Regions from separate parts of the Homo sapiens genome. Here region 2 is linked to region 1. The links are chromatin loops, found by intact Hi-C in ENCODE. Cell type or tissue: B cell. All regions are shown on one strand. Links, peaks and the distances in the headings refer to the core of each region. The heading gives the core; the rest is flanking DNA.

Region 1 (7,567 bases), core at 2,282-6,281:
TTCCTGAGGCTCCAAAATTTTTCTAAATAAACTCAGAGGTTACAGAACCATTTTTCTCTTGGGAACTGAAGTGGAGTTATTTGCCTTCTGCCAGCATCTCACTTTTTTTTTCTCTAAGTTAGCTTTTGAGCCCAGAAGTAGATATTCCTTGTATTTGATTTACACAGGGAGCTTCCTAGAATGCCCGTGCCTCTGGATATTTTCTGCATTCACTCAGGTATCGACAAAATGCTGCAGTTCTACTGAAAATCTCTGAGATGACCATTTGATCACCTGAGTAACTTTAGAATGTGTCTTCTATGGAAGCCCTGGAGCCTCCCTTCTGGTATTTCATACATTGCTGGTACCAAGTACCCAGGGTAATACCCTCCGTCAGACATTGTTGGCAATTCCAGTATGGAGATGACACTAACGTGATGGGGCTCAAGAATCAGATGGTAGAAGACCAGCTGGGAGGTGAAGTCTCAGTAGGCTAGGGGCTTAATGTTCGATGCACACCAGACTTCTGAGACTCAGGAGGCGGGTGTGGATCTGTCTGCCCAGTGCCTCTCATTTACAGCCTGGACACGCTATTTCTTGAGGTGAACTACTGAAGGCTTTTGTACGACGTGTGTCAGGCAAGACTCTGGCCAGACCCTTTGCCATAGTCCATTTGTAATGTATTTCCACATGGCACAGGTATCTCCACTTTTGCCTATGCTCTCATGTGGCTCAGAATTATTCTCCCTACTGCCACTCTTCTTTGCCAACACAGAAGATATTTCAAGATGTAGCCCTAAGCTTCTCCATCTAATCAATAACATGAGGGCTCATATGGGAACATTGTCACAGGCTTACAGGAATATGTTCTTAAATATCTGCATTTTTATTACTCTCTTCATTAAATTGACATTTATATCATCACCATTATGATTGTTATTAATGTTATTATTATATTGGTACAGTTCTTTATCATGGATACATTTTTGGTCGTTTTTATGCAATGTTGAATAATTTTTTTATGTTCCTGAAGACTGTTGAATTTGCTGAAGATGATTAAAAGACAACCTTAAAACATAAATACCACAGCAACCCCAGGACTCCTACTGTACTGCCTGGTGTCCTGTAGAAGAATGGGCTTCCTGAATTATTCTTTTATTTTTCAGGCAAGTACCTATTCATACCAGCATAGGAGACTGATGAAGTGCACCCTCATCTTGTCATGGGCTCAGAAAGAATTCGTACATATGCTTTATGTGATAGCAACTCTATGTGTAGGCCTGTGAGCCCTAGAATGCACTTTCTTTCAGCAACTAGTCCACCTAACAGTTTTCTAAGTCAAATCCCCTCTCCATGCTTGGATAGGTCATGAATAGCTTTCTGTTACCCACCTAAGATGAAGGGATATTGCTAAATCAGGTTTGTGGCCAAGAAACTTTTACCTGGAGTGGCAGGAGAGGGCCTACCTGTTCACCAGTGTCTGCAACACTTTCTTTTGTCTTCCTTTTTATTTATTTATTTATTTATTTATTTATTTTATTTTTATTTTTATTTTATTTTTGAGATAGAGTCTCGCTCCGTCGCTCAGGCTGGAGTCCAGTGTCACGATCTTGGCTCACTGCAACCTCTGACTCCCAGGTTCAAGCGATTCTCCTGCCTCAGCCTCCTGAGTAGCTGGGATTACAGGTGTGTGTCACCACGCCCGGCTAATTTTTGTATTTTTAGTAGAGAGGGGGTTTCACCATGTTAGTCAGACTGGTCTCAAACTCCTAACCTCATGATCCGCCTGCCTTGGCCTCCCAAAGTGCTGGGATTACAGGCATAAGCCACCGCACCTGGCCTCTGCAACATTTTCTAAGTCAGTATAGAAGCTCTTTGAACCACCTTTTCAGTCAAAGAACTCATGAAAAAGTCTCCAAGAACTTGTGACCTTCTGGAAATTGTCAAAATCTCTACAGGTGTCCAGAGTCATCTAGATCCGTATTGCAAGCCACTGACTGGGTTCCACCATTATTAAAGCAAATGCAAAATATGCCATGCCCACCAAAAAAAATCCAGAAGCCATGGTATTTAGCTGTTTCCATCTTTCTTGCCTCCTGCAGGTGTGAGAGTACTGAGTATCATGCCCTCCTACAGCCTCTGGAGGACATGCCAGTGCCTAGAGGTACCAGGAGAGAGGGGTCATGAAAGAGCAGATGACAGCCAGGTGGCTGGGAATGACATTGTCCTGGGGCTTATTGCTTGTCATGAACTCTGCCACTGGGCAACATGTGCAGGTGTGGACCCGTGCCTTCTCTGGATCCCTGCCCCATCAGCCAGCTGTCTTATCTCCTGAAAGCTGGTAGGTGTTGGTCAGCATGGTGTTCCAGGACCAGGGTTATATTAACATTCTCTCTTAGGCTGAAACACCAGAAGTTAACACAGGAGTCCCCAGGTGTGCACATACTAACCTCCAGATTGTTTTTCTTCTCGTTCTAGATGTTCATCCTTGCTTTTTGGGACTTGAAATAACCCTACACAGACAAATATTTATGCCTATTATCCACTTATGGAAAACCTATATGTCCCAAGCCCATAGGGTTAGTATTATTATCAGTATTAAAACCATTAGTACTAGTATCATGATGATCATTATTCCTGTTAATATCCATCAATATTTGTATTACTGCCATTGTTAATATGGATTTTTCATTATTGTACAGCAATGAATATAGTTTATCCATTCACAAATGGTGTTCAGTTACCAAAGATGACTAAAAGGCATGTTCTACAGACATATACACACACAGCTGTCCTGGAGACACAGCTTTGCCACCAATTGCTCTTTCGTAAGATAGGATCCCCCAATACCCACTAGTTTTTCAGGACTCGACCTGAGCTAGCTCAACTAGACCTGGAAAAGTTTCCTATGCTCAAATGTACTTGGAAAAATTTAAAAGTCTCTTCAGAGGCCCAGTAATAGCTTTTGGCAGCTTCTAAGACCAGGGAGGGTTTCTTGGCCATTCAGAGCCATTCAAATATGCTAAGTAAACTCAAGGATCCAGAAACCCCACCTGCAGTCATGAAATACCAGTGAATGGCCTCTTTGAGTCTCTTCAAGGTTTTCAAAGATGACTGCCTGGGAAGGCTGACCAGGAAGTCACCCAAGCCCAACCTTCTGCAGGATGTTCTATGTCAGCCAGGGACCCAGTGAATTGCCATTGAACAGAAGGGAGGAACAGAAACAGCATGCCTGAGCTTCTGGAAACATTCTAAATGTCCTTGTTGGCCCAGCAAAGACTGGTACTACCATATGAGGCACAGACTTGGCAACCTACCTACTCCAGAAACCACAGAAGCTTTAAAGGTTCCCAGGAAGTCCCAGGAAGGGCAGCCACGGCCCTTTAGAGCCATCAGATTTTATTCTAAGTCTACGTGGGAGACAGTGCGCTTAGCTTCATAAAAACACCAGTGGAGGTGCTAACACTTGCCCCAGTATCCAGTCTTTTCTACCTCATCTCAGAGCCAGGCAGCCACTATTTCCCAAAGCTGCTGTGCAATGAAAGGGGAATATTCTAAGTGCTCTCCTGTGCCCACGAAATTCTGTGGCTGCGCTGAAAGGTAGGAGTTGTCCTCCGGAATGCTCTTCAGAAATCTGACACTGGTCAAGATTAAAGAAGCTCAATTCAACGTCATACAAAACCAATCCCCCCCCCAAAAAAAAATGCATAGTAAGACAAAATGAACACACCTGCTAATAATCATAAATGACAATAATAACAACAATGATGATCTTAGTGATAATGCCACCAACACTGTTAATGGCAATAACAATAAACCTGAGGTAATGAGTGTTAGGGTCCCGATTCACCGATGTGAAGGATGGCGACAATTTCTGGCCTCACAGAAATAAAGGAAAAGTAAACACCTGGAGGAGGAGGAGGTGAACCTGGAGCTCCCGCCGGCCTCTGGGCGCTCCTTGGTGGAAGGAGAGGGACTTGGTCCTGAGCCTGCCCCGGATCTACCTACACCAGAACCCCGGAGTCCCCCCGAATGGGCTCAGTCCCACCCAGGCCAGACGCCCCAGAGCCCCGTAGCCCGGGTCCTCCAGCCCTCGCTGCCGCTGCTTCTCGCGGAGCCGGGCCCGCCCCCCGCGCCACCTCAGCCTCTGCGGGGCTCTGGGAGGGCAGCGCCGAGGATGCTCCGGGCCCATCGACGGCATCCGGGCCCAGCTGGGGTATCCGGCCTCAGGCGGATACTGACGCCCTGAGGGCGCGGAATAGGGCGGCCTGCGCAGGGCCCGCCGTCTCGGGCCTTGCAAAAAGAGCGGCCTCTCCAACGCCCCTACCGGAACCTCCCCGGAGGCCCCAGCCCCAAAGCCAGGGCGATTGCGCCTCCCTAACTATGGGTGAAGAAAAATCAGGTCCTCCCTGGAGACCCGGCCCGCCGAGGGAGGCAGACTGCTCATGCGCCCTGCATGGCCGGAAAGATGGGTTTCATTGCCCTCTGCCGGCCATGAGGTGGCAGCACAGGACGTTTGGCCTTAGCGGTAGACCTGAGTCTGAATCACTGAAATTCAGGTGTGGATTATTCAGTACTTTCCTTTTGGAAGATCAAATGGAAATTGAGTACGATATCTTGTGCTTTAATTAAAGAAGATGGAAATAAAGAAGCAAATACAAAAATCAGTATACAAAAGTCGATTGATTCCCTCTATGTGGAGGGAAGACGAGCTTGAATAAGAGAAGCATTCTGTGTTACGCTTTAATAATGGCTGGAGATCTGCCACCATGCATTTGTCAAATCCCATAGAATTTCACAGCACAAATAGTACATCTTAATGTGGCTCAGGAGTACATATAATGTCAGCTACAGTTTGTGGGTAAATTACATATTTAATTAAATAGATTAAACAATAAATAATTATATGAGCTCTGTCTGCCTGGACACAGTCCTTGCCTCTCCAACCAGTTTGCCAAGGGCTTGAATTTCTTGCTCATTATCCTCACAGTTGACATAAACCCTGGCTGCAGAGTAAAATCAATCATTTGTGGAGTTTTTAAAGTATAATGATGTGTCAATTTCAACCATGGATAAGGCCATTTAGCCTTAGTAAGGCCGATCGTATTAAGATTGTGCCTGTTTGGCAAAATTTCAAGTCATCCCACTTGATATTCAGGAAACATTTTCTCTTGAGTTTTAGGTTCAGTGGTGAGGCTCCTTCACGGACAATACATTTTCCAATTCTGAGGACAAGGCAGAGGAGGGCCCCTCTGTGAGAACTTTCATTTTGCTTCGGGAAAAGTACATTGAATCAAATATAGGAAAGACTTGCAAGGTAGCTGACAGGTTCGGCTGTTTTATCATGCTGGTGTTTTATCTTCTGGACTGCAGTAAAAGGAGCACAGCTGTGTCTATCTCTGTGTAATAACTCAGGACTTACCTGAATAAAATGTGGGGTGTTATGAGATGAACTTCTACTTCCAGTTAGAGAGGCTCCAGGGACAAAATTTCAAGAGCCTTCTGAGGGATAGAAGAGAAGAGCTCCCTTATTCTCTGATCCCAGGTAACTGCTCAGAGACAGAGGAAAGGGCTGGGGACACCCAAATGCATATACTAAGTGTCTTTGATACAGCCTCCATTTCCCTGCTAAATCTATGCAATGACACACTGAGAAATCTAGCAAGTGGGGCTGAAGATCCCTGGTGTGTCAACTCGAGGGTTGGATGGAAACAAGTGATTTTAGTGGACGTTGAAGTAAAGGGAGGTGAGCTGTGAGGAAAGAGCTGTTGAAGACTGGGGAGACTCAGAAGTTGGGGTAGAATCTCGACCAAGAATCTCACCCAAGGGGTGCAGATGCAAATCGATTTGTTAGGGCTGCATAAATGAAACAAGGGCTTTGCCAACATACTAAGTTTTTTCAACAACAGATTGTATTCTTTCAATATTTGTAAGTATTGATCTTTTGGAAAAGTTTAATGAGATTTCTTATATAATTCTGCATTCAATTTTTTCCCTGGTCACTTTGCTATTATGCATCTACATGCCACATTTTTATGAATAGATATTTTCTCAAATTTCTGAATTATTTTGCTAAAGTATGTGTTAAGAGTTTTTTCTAGAGGTCCACCTTCTTGACTCACTTTTCTGATAAGAAATCTATCAGGTTTCTTCACAGTGATTTTCAAGTTTGATAGCTCCTCAATGTGAGAAACTTAGTGTCAACTAAGAAATGAATTACCACTAAAGAATTTTCTCCTTTCAAGATGCTAACCATGTTTTGTCCAGTGAGAAATCTCACATGTGCCACAAGTGTTGCTCTATGAAGAAAGGATTTCTCATGATTTTTCATTGCATAACTTCTCCAGTAAGACGTATTTGGTATTCCAAGAGAATTCATTGCCCTTGGAAAGACTTTCCCTTCTTATTTAGCTTATGAAGGCTTTCCTCTCTTATTTTCCATTTTAGCAGCATTTTATCACTGTGTTTTCTTGTGAACATCAGGCCTGGTGCTTGGCTGAATGTTTATTCACAGAAAATACAAATAAAGGGTTCATCCAAGTAAAGTTTTCTCATGTTATTTGACAATAAATTGCAAATAAAAACATTTTAACACTGAATGCAGAGTTAGAGATTCTCTACTTGAAAGTCCCACATGTTTTAAGTTAAAGCTGTTGCTGAAGACTTTTAGTTGATTATGTTGACAGTTTCAGCTCTCTCATGTCATTTATGCTCAGATCACTAACAAGTCTTTGGTACATACATGTCATACAATTTCTCTTCCATATGAATTTATTGATGTGGACTGAAGAATAAAGGTAACTGAAGTATCTTCCATGTTGATTACAGTATTTCTTCAAAATGTTAGTCCTTTGGCATGTTCAGATGCTACAACTACAGCTGAAGTCTCTTCCACATTCCTTACCTTCGTCATTCCTAACACCGTGTCATCTAAAGTCAGAATATGTTCTGAAGATGTTTATAATTTTCTCTCCAGCGTGAATTTTCTGATGTTATTTAAGATTAGTACATTGACTGAAGGCTTTCCCACATAAATGGCATTCATATGGCTTTTCTCCAGTGTGTGTTCTCTCATGTCATCTAAGGTCGGAAGACAGACTGAAGGCCTTCCCACATAGAAGACAAGCATGTGGTTTCTCTCCAGTGTGAATTATTTTGTTTCCTCTAAAGCCAGAGCTTTGACTAAAGGCTTTCCCACTGTTATCACATTCATACCACTTTTCTCCAAGGTGAGTTCTCTCATGTCTTCGAAGGTTAAAGGATTGAATAAAGGCTTTCCCACATTGATGACACTTATATGGTCTCTCTCCTGTGTGAGTTTTCTCATGTCTTCTAAGGTGAGAACACTGAGTGAAGGCTTTTCTACATAGATGACATGTATATGGCCTCTCTCCAGTGTGAGTCATCTTGGGCCGTCTAAGGTGAAAGCAATTAGTATAGGCCTTTTCACATAGATTACATTGATATGATTTACCTTTAGTATGAATTTGTTTATGTGGTTTAGGGGACAAAAGATTACTAAGGGATTTTCCACACTGTTTGCTGACATAGGGTTTCTTTCCACTATGAGTTAACAAACACTGAATTA
Region 2 (7,567 bases), core at 1,331-5,330, 170 kb before region 1:
TAATCCCAGCACTTTGGGAGGCCAAGGCGGGCAGATCACAAAGTCAGGAAATTGAGACCATCCTGGCTAACACGGTGAAACCCCGTCTCTACTAAAAATACAAAAAATTAGCCGGGCATGGTGGCGGGCGCTTGTAGTCCCAGCTACTTGGGAGGCTGAGGCAGGAGAACGGCATGAACCTGGGAGGCAGAGCTTGCAGTGAGCCAAGATTGCGCCACTGCACTCCAGCCTGGATGACAGAGCAAGACTCCGTCTCGAGCAAGACTCCGTCTCAAAAAAAAAAAAAAATAATAAAGAATATGCTTACTGAAAGGGTTTGAGGGGAGTGGTGACAGTGTGAGTTATGGCTCTGCCGGCTGCCAGTGGAGCCAGCCGCTCTGCACAGCTGTGCAAGGGTGTTTTGAAAAGTGGTTCAGCCAGCCAGGAGTGACTGGGTGTAAGTGTTGCTGCCACAACATCTTGTAGCCTGATTGGGGCCGTATTTGCAGAACCCCTAAACCATTACACTTGTTCAGGCTTAAAAATAAGCTTGCTTTTTTGTTTGTTTGTTTTGGTTTGTTTTATGAGACGGAGTCTCGTTCTGTTGCCGGGTTGGAATGCAGTGGCATGATCTCGGCCCACTGCAACCTCTGCCTCCTGGGTTCAAGTGATTCTCCTGCCTCAGGCTCCCGAGTAGCTGGACTACAGGCGTGTGCCATCATGGCCCGCTCATTTTTGAATTTTTAGTAGACACGGGGCTTCACCATGTTGGCCAGGATGGTCCGATCTCTTGACCTCGTGATCTGCCCACCTCGGCCTCCCAAAGTCCTGGGATTACAGGTGTGAGTCACCGTGCCTGGCCAAACATAAACTTACTTTCTTACCTCTTCTGCTGAACTCTATTTGCTTCTTTTCCCAAACGTCTTTATCCAAAAGAGCTTTTAGAAACAAAGTTACCCAATGCCCTTCCCTAGTCTGTCCTTGCAACTGGCTCTCAGCAGGGCGTAGGAGGAAATCCTTGACAGAACCAATTTACGTGACTGTTTGGAGGACTCTGGCTAGCCCCAGGAGATGTTTGCATTTTTAAATTGGTTACTAGTGTCAGAATGTTTCATGAGTAAGAGCACAGCCTCCATGTTGGATGCCCTGAATTTTAATCTCAGCAAGGCCACTTTGTATATAACCAGAGGATGGATTTGGGGACCCAATGGATCTACCATGACATGAAGTTGCACCAACATTCACCGGACCTCCAAAATGCCTATTCTGACTGGTAGACCCTAGTCTTGCCCTAGTGCCAGTTCAGAGCCTGTGTCCAGTGATCCTGCACAGATCTCATTAGTTCCTTTTCCCCTGTTCAGTCATCCTGGTAAAAGGCTGTGTATTCCTTCGGGGGCAGGCTGGGAGAAAAATTGACAGTATAAATTTTTGGCAGTGGAGTAGAGTCCTTTCTGGAGGGGACCTGGCTTCCCATTTCAGACAAGGGACTCCGGGTCTGTGAACTGGCTTATGTCTGGGAATTGACTGGGGACTGTGACTCTGTTTTTATGATTCAGATTAGACTTCTACTCACCTGACCTAGAAATCTTCTGCAAACACAGATCAAGTAAAAATGTGGCAGGCTTCTGACCTATTTCACTTCTAGGAATGCCACGATCAGCTGGCACCATAGGTCTCTGCGAGTCAGGCTATTCTGGTTGCAGCTTTGCCTCTGCTGTCTTTTATGGTAACTGTGTCCACCTTGCCTTTGGGGATTGAGTGCTGCGATCACTTGGCCCCGGCCCCTGTAGTGTGCCTATGTCACTTACCCTCTTTATACTTCAGTCTCCTCCTCTGTAAAATGGACATCCTAATAGCACCCACCCCCAGGGCTGTTGTGAGGTATAGATGGATTAGCATATGGAAAGTAATAGAAGAGGGTCTCAAAGCCCATGTGTCGTTATCAGAATTATTTCATGACAGGGGAGAGCTGGAGGAGAGAGGAAGGTGCTGAGCAGACCCATGTGCTCTCCCACCAGTGTTTCCTGAGCACCTACTATGTGCTGCCCACTGTGAGAGCTGTTAGGGTTGAAATAGGGAGCACAGCAGGGTAGGGTCTGCCATCAGGAGCTTAGTGGAGAGACCATTGTGCAACATGGTTCCAGCGCTTGGGGTGGAGAAGCTCAGGGAGTTCAGGGGCCTAGGATCCCGGGCAGAATCATGGAAAGGACACAGCCTCCCCAGCCTCTCCTGCCTCCACTGCCTCCCTGGCCTCCTCTGCTTCCCTGGCCTCTCCTGCCTTCCTGGCTTCCCCTTCCTCCCCGGCCTCCCCAGTCTCCCCTGTCTCTCCTGCTTTTGAGGTAGGCCAGGAGCTGCTGGTGCTCACTTAGCCTGTCCTGGACTCTTGGTGTAGCACCTCGATGTCCAGAAAATACCCCCGGGTTCAGCTGATCACACAGCCAAAGAAGGAGCTCCACACTGACACTAAGAGTGCATCCTGGGCTCATTCATCAGGTCATGCCTCCAAAATATTTCTCCACATCTCCTCTCTTTGCCCACCTGCATTATCTCTGTGCCTGAGCCCTGGCTGGGGGCCTGCAAGGATCCCCTATCTCCTCTGTCCCTGCACGGCTGGGTCCCAGGCAATCTGTCTGCCCACCACACCTCTCTCCCCTCGCCCTCCATGCTCCAGCCCCACAGTCCTCTTTCTGCTTCTTTCCCAGCCTCTGGGCTTTTGCACACGCTGTTCCCTCTGCCCAAACATGATCCACTGGGCTGAGAACAACTCTCTGAGACGTCTCTCAGCTGTTGCTTCCTTTGGAACAGCCGCTGCTGCTGTCCCTCTCCCAGCTCCAAGACCTGCTGAGCCTCCTGTCTTTTTCAGTTCCCATGCCCCCAGCACTTCTCCTTGGCCTCCCTTTGCCCAATTGACAATGTCCGTTCTCAATGCCTTCTCACCCAGGGCTGAGCCCTACTGTGTGAAGGCCATGCCTGTCATGTTCACCAAAATATCCCCTCCCCCATCACCACGCGTGGGCCACAGAGATGCTCAAAAAAGATCTGTTGGTAGGCAACGCGAAGGTGCATTCATGTCATCTTGCAGGAGGAATTCTCCACGAGTTTTGAGCAGCCTCGGTTTTCCCACCACCTCCAAATCATGCAAGACACAGGGTAAGAGCAAAGACAAGGTGGCTGTGGCCGATGTCCACCCTCTCGGGGCGTCCCTTCTCTTCTCTCCTCCTTGGGCAGGGAGACCATCGGGGTGCAACCTGGCTGGGGCGGGGAGGAGGTGCAGAGCCTGGCCGGAGCTGGCCTGGCCAAGAGCAGGGGACAGCGACCGCCTAGGCCAGGGCAGGTGAGCGCGGCGCAGGCCCCGGCCCGGCGTGTCCGCGGTGCGTGCGAGCGGCCAGCAGAGGGCGCTAGAGAGCCAGGAGCGGCCCGCGGAGGAGCCCGCGCCGGCCCCGATGCCCAGCTCCGAGCCGCGCGGACCCACCGAGCCCGCGCTCAGACGCCCCAGCTCCGCCGAGAGGCCGCTCGCGCCGGGTCCTTCCTCTTCCCCAAGTGCAGGCAGAGCCCCCGGAGCCATGGCCAGCCCTTCCGGCAGCTCCGAAGCCACTGGCAAGCCCCGAGGCAAGGATGGCCGGCCCAGGAGGGAGGAGGACGACGTCCCTCCCGAGGAGAAGAGGCTGCGGCTGGTTGCTGGAGCGGGGAAGCGCACAGCCCGAGGACTGCGAGGACGGGGAGGACGCTCCGCGGCCAGGCAGGGAGGAGACCTGCACCCAGACAGGTGGCGACGGCAGAGGAGTAAGTGACGCGGGCGCGGGGGTCCGGGGGTGCCGGGGGCGCGGGGGTGCCGGGGACGCGGGGTAGGGACGGCGGGAGGCTCCGTGGCCGGCCCCGGGTTGAAGTTGGTAACTGAGCGGCAACTCCGGCGGGCGCGGAGTGACAGCTCGTGACGGCCTCCGAGACGCCAGCTGCCCCTTCTCGGCTGTGTGGCTTAGACTTCCTGATTCTCCCACGACGTCCCTGGACTAGAGACCCACTGGACTCTGCGGCTAGTCAAAAGAGGAGGGGGAGCCCCGCGTCCTGGGGGCCCTCAGCAGGGGAAGGGGCGGGGGTTGCCCCGGGCATCCTGTCTGGGGCATCTGTCTGGGACTCTGCCGGTGCCTCTCACCTGGCGAGGGGCTTGTGGTGGGGGCAGGGGGGAAGTACCTGGAGCCAGGCTTGGCCAAGCCCTGCTCTGCTGGGCTGCGGGCTGGCGGCGCTCACCCAGCTCCTCACCTATCCCGCATCTTCCTGTTTTTCTTCCCTTTCTGGTTGGGCAGCGAGAGTTGAGAGGAGGCAGATGGCTTCCATCCCAGAAATCGCTCTCCTCTTTCCATCCCTACAGAGAGGGACAGAGAGGGAAAGTTCCTTGCATCCCCCGGGGCGCTGTCCCTGTGAGCTCCCGGTGTCCTGCACACGTGGAACCCTGAGTCACCGGGCCTGTGTGTGTGCGATGGGGCTCCGTGGCCAGCCTGGCCTCCTGGGGTTCACTTTCTGCTTTCCTACCCCAACTCTTCCTGTGTGGCTTTGCTGGCCTTCCACTGGGGAGGCACGTGGGTTTGGAGGGCAGATGAGGGCCCGCTGAGGAGCTGTACCCCTCAGTGAGGGCCGCCACCTTGATGGTTTTTGATGGATAATGGGGTTGACCTCTTTGCTCCTTCCACATGTTTTTATGTTTGACCATTTGCTCAGCTGAGCGTGTCTTAATCATTTGTTTCGTGGTGAATGAGCCCCACATGGGAGAGAGGGCGCCTTCATTCTGAACCCATTTAGGCAGCACGGGCAGCCCTCCTCGCCGTGGGCTGCATCAGAGCCCCCACTGCCCAGTCTTGGGGTTGCTCCTGGATGCTGTCTGGGAGGCTTGTTCATGGTGACATCCTCATCTCCCCGTGCACTTTACTGCATTCAGAGCTTGGGTCACCTGGACACTGAACTCAGATGAATTTTCTCTGAGATCCCGGGAGAAGGAGGACAGTTCTCTGGAAGGTTTTCCAGGGCCGATCACGGAAAGGATGAGAAGGGAAAGGTCCTGGTCGGGGACACAATGACGGTGGCAGTGTAACGCCGGGAAACTTGATTGCGTGAGGTCCCTCTCACTCCCTCTACCTCCCTCTTTTACGTAGACTCTGCCAAAGACCAGGATACCAGAATGCAATGGAGTGACCAAGTGTAGTGGGACCTTGGGAACGTGAGTCTGGAGCCAGGTGGCTGGGGTTTGCATCCTGGTTCTGCCCCTCCTTAGCTGGCTGACATGGCACAAGCCACTTACCCTCTCTGAGCCTTACTGTCTTCAGTGGCAAATGGATCGGTCAACAGGCCCCATTGCCTGGGGTTGTTACTGCTGAGATTAAGGGAAGCTCGTCCATAGAAGCACTTAGCATTGTGCCTGGCACATAGTGTATGGTGGATAAATGGGAATTAGGACTGAAACTCATGCCTTGGTGTGTTTTTGCAGTGATGTTTTGTTCTGGGGTGCATCACAAGGTTCTTGGCCGGGCGTGGTGGCTCAAGCTAATAATCCCAGCACTTTGAAAGGCCGAAGGGGGAGGATTGCTTGAGCCCAGGAGTTTAAGACCAGCCTGGGCAACGTGGTGAAGCCTCATATCTACCAAAAAAAAAAAAAAAAAAAAAGCCAGGTATGGTGGTGCGTGCATGTAGTCCCAAGTACTTGGGAAGCTGAGGTGGGAGGATTGCTAGAGCCTGGAAGGTCTGGCTGCAGTGGGCTGTGATCATGCCACTGCACTCCAGCCTAGGTGACAAAGTGAGACCCTGTTTCAAGGAAAAGAGAGAGAGAGAGACAGACCCACAAGTGTCTTAAGCCAGAATCTCCATGTTAAAATGCTTTCTGGAGGCTAGAAGGATGATATATTGATAATGAAATATTTAAAAGGCAGAAACCCCACTGAATTTCTTGGTCCACAGAGGGAAATGGGAATCGCATGACCTGAAGGATGATGCAGGAACTGAACAGAAACCATCCTTGTTTCCTGAATCTGAATATGGCACCCTCTTTTCACGGTGTCTGTATCTGCTCAGTCTGGCGGCCCCTCGAAAAGAGGGAATCTTGATTTTCAAACTTAAAATTTGGCCCAAAACCCACTGCTGCCCACAATGCCCGCCAGACACATTCCTCTTCCCTTTTAGTTTCTATGGGAATACTCTCTTTGAAGAACCCATGAAGCAGTGTCAGGCTGGTGTGAGGATCAGCAGCAATTTCTTTGAGGAGGAGAGCCCGTTTCTTCACTCACAGGCCATGTCTGAGTGGATCAAGAAGAACAGAGTGCACTTTTATGAGATTTTGTCTGCGTAGACCATTAGCTTGGTAAAAATGTCAAAACCATCCTCGTTCTTTAATAGCAGATTATTTTGGACTTTTCTCTGCAAGAAGCAGCATGGGCATTCAGATGTTTTTAAGGATAAAATGTTCTTTCTCATCACCAGGCCTGGTGCTCTGGATGGCTGAGGTTTTAATGTGACTGGATGTCCCTTGGAGTGGCTCCCAGGCTGTGCTTCTGTGGTTGGGTGGCAAGGGGTTGCTTTATTTGGTGGTGGCTAGAGGATGTTTTAGCAGGTTAATCGGGCCCCCAGGAGCCCCTGAGTGGCAAGTCCTGCTGCAGGGCATGTGTTTATGGTGGGGAGGTGGGGGGGGGGGTGGAGGGTGGAGCGTGGGGGGCGTTGATTTCCTGCCAATATCAGAGGTTTCACAGGCTTCTTGTGTATCCACAAACACCCACCCCATTGAGAAGGCCTAGAAAACCTGGCCCTCCCCAAACCTTTATTGACCGCTTGTGAATGATCCCAGGGTGTGTCTGACCCACAGCTCCTCCTGGAGGGAAAGAAAAGTCTCTCCTTAGGTATTTGGTTATCAACCTCAACCACTTGCTGAGCCTTCCTCAAGACCAGGCACCTCGGCAGAGATTTCAGGGTTGTCAGGCGGAACCAAGCATTCAAGGGTAATAACTCGTTGGGGTCCCTGAAATCCCTGATGAACACACCAGGTGAAAGCATCCAGGGTTGAAACCAGATGAGGAATGTTATTGTCAGCCTGGGGCTCCTGCAGAGGTGCATCCGTGTTGCAGGTATTTTCCTTCTTGCTGAGGAGAAACCTGGGTGTCTCAGCTTTGGCACAGTCACAACATTTGGGGTGAGACCATTCGTGGTGCTGGTGGTGGGGCCGTCCTGTGTACTGTAGGATGGTTAGCAGCATCTCTGGTCTCCATCCTCTAGGTGCCACTCTACCCTCCCAGCTATGGCTACCCCAGATGTCTCCAGACGGTTTCAAATATCATGGAGCAAGGGAGTGGTATGTGAGCAAAACCACCCCAGTTGAGAGCCATTGGTCTACACTTGTGGAAATGTTTGAGGGTGAGAGTGTCGAGCTTGGGTCTCTGCTGTACCCTTTATGAGCAATGCGGTCTTGGAAAATTAATACTACTCCAGGGGCCTCAGTTTTCTCATCTATAAAATGGAGATAAATGAGATACACTTTCATAGGAAGGTTATATGGGATTTACTGAGATAATAAGACAGTACATGGAAAATGCTGGGCATAGCATTTATTTAT

Evidence for each region. A loop is a pair of places that touch in the nucleus more often than their neighbours do. Peaks named below come from ENCODE experiments on the same cell type or tissue, not always from the same donor. Only the 100,000 strongest peaks of a DNase experiment are listed, where the experiment ranks them.
Region 2: it touches region 1 in a loop (23-fold over the local background); 4 of 110 quality-filtered maps call a loop at or near these places.

Annotation. Positions count from the first base shown.
Region 1 is chr11:71,809,457-71,817,023 of GRCh38, forward strand. The region is part of intron 10 of XNDC1N-ZNF705EP-ALG1L9P (XNDC1N-ZNF705EP-ALG1L9P readthrough); the gene reads right to left. It also overlaps the pseudogene ALG1L9P and the pseudogene ZNF705EP. Among named protein-coding and RNA genes, the nearest start is that of DEFB108B, 20 kb to the right of the region's middle. RefSeq lists a silencer at 4,053-4,152. In B cell, for the core only: a CTCF peak has its summit at 4,445 (motif pointing left); a DNase peak (open chromatin) is centred at 4,415; H3K4me3 peaks cover 609 bases; H3K27ac peaks cover 444 bases.
Region 2 is chr11:71,636,008-71,643,574 of GRCh38, forward strand. It overlaps the pseudogene LOC645544. Among named protein-coding and RNA genes, the nearest start is that of KRTAP5-11, 57 kb to the left of the region's middle. RefSeq lists a silencer at 3,288-3,467. In B cell, for the core only: CTCF peaks have their summits at 3,357 (motif pointing right) and 3,558; a DNase peak (open chromatin) is centred at 3,354; H3K4me3 peaks cover 625 bases; H3K27me3 peaks cover 1,666 bases.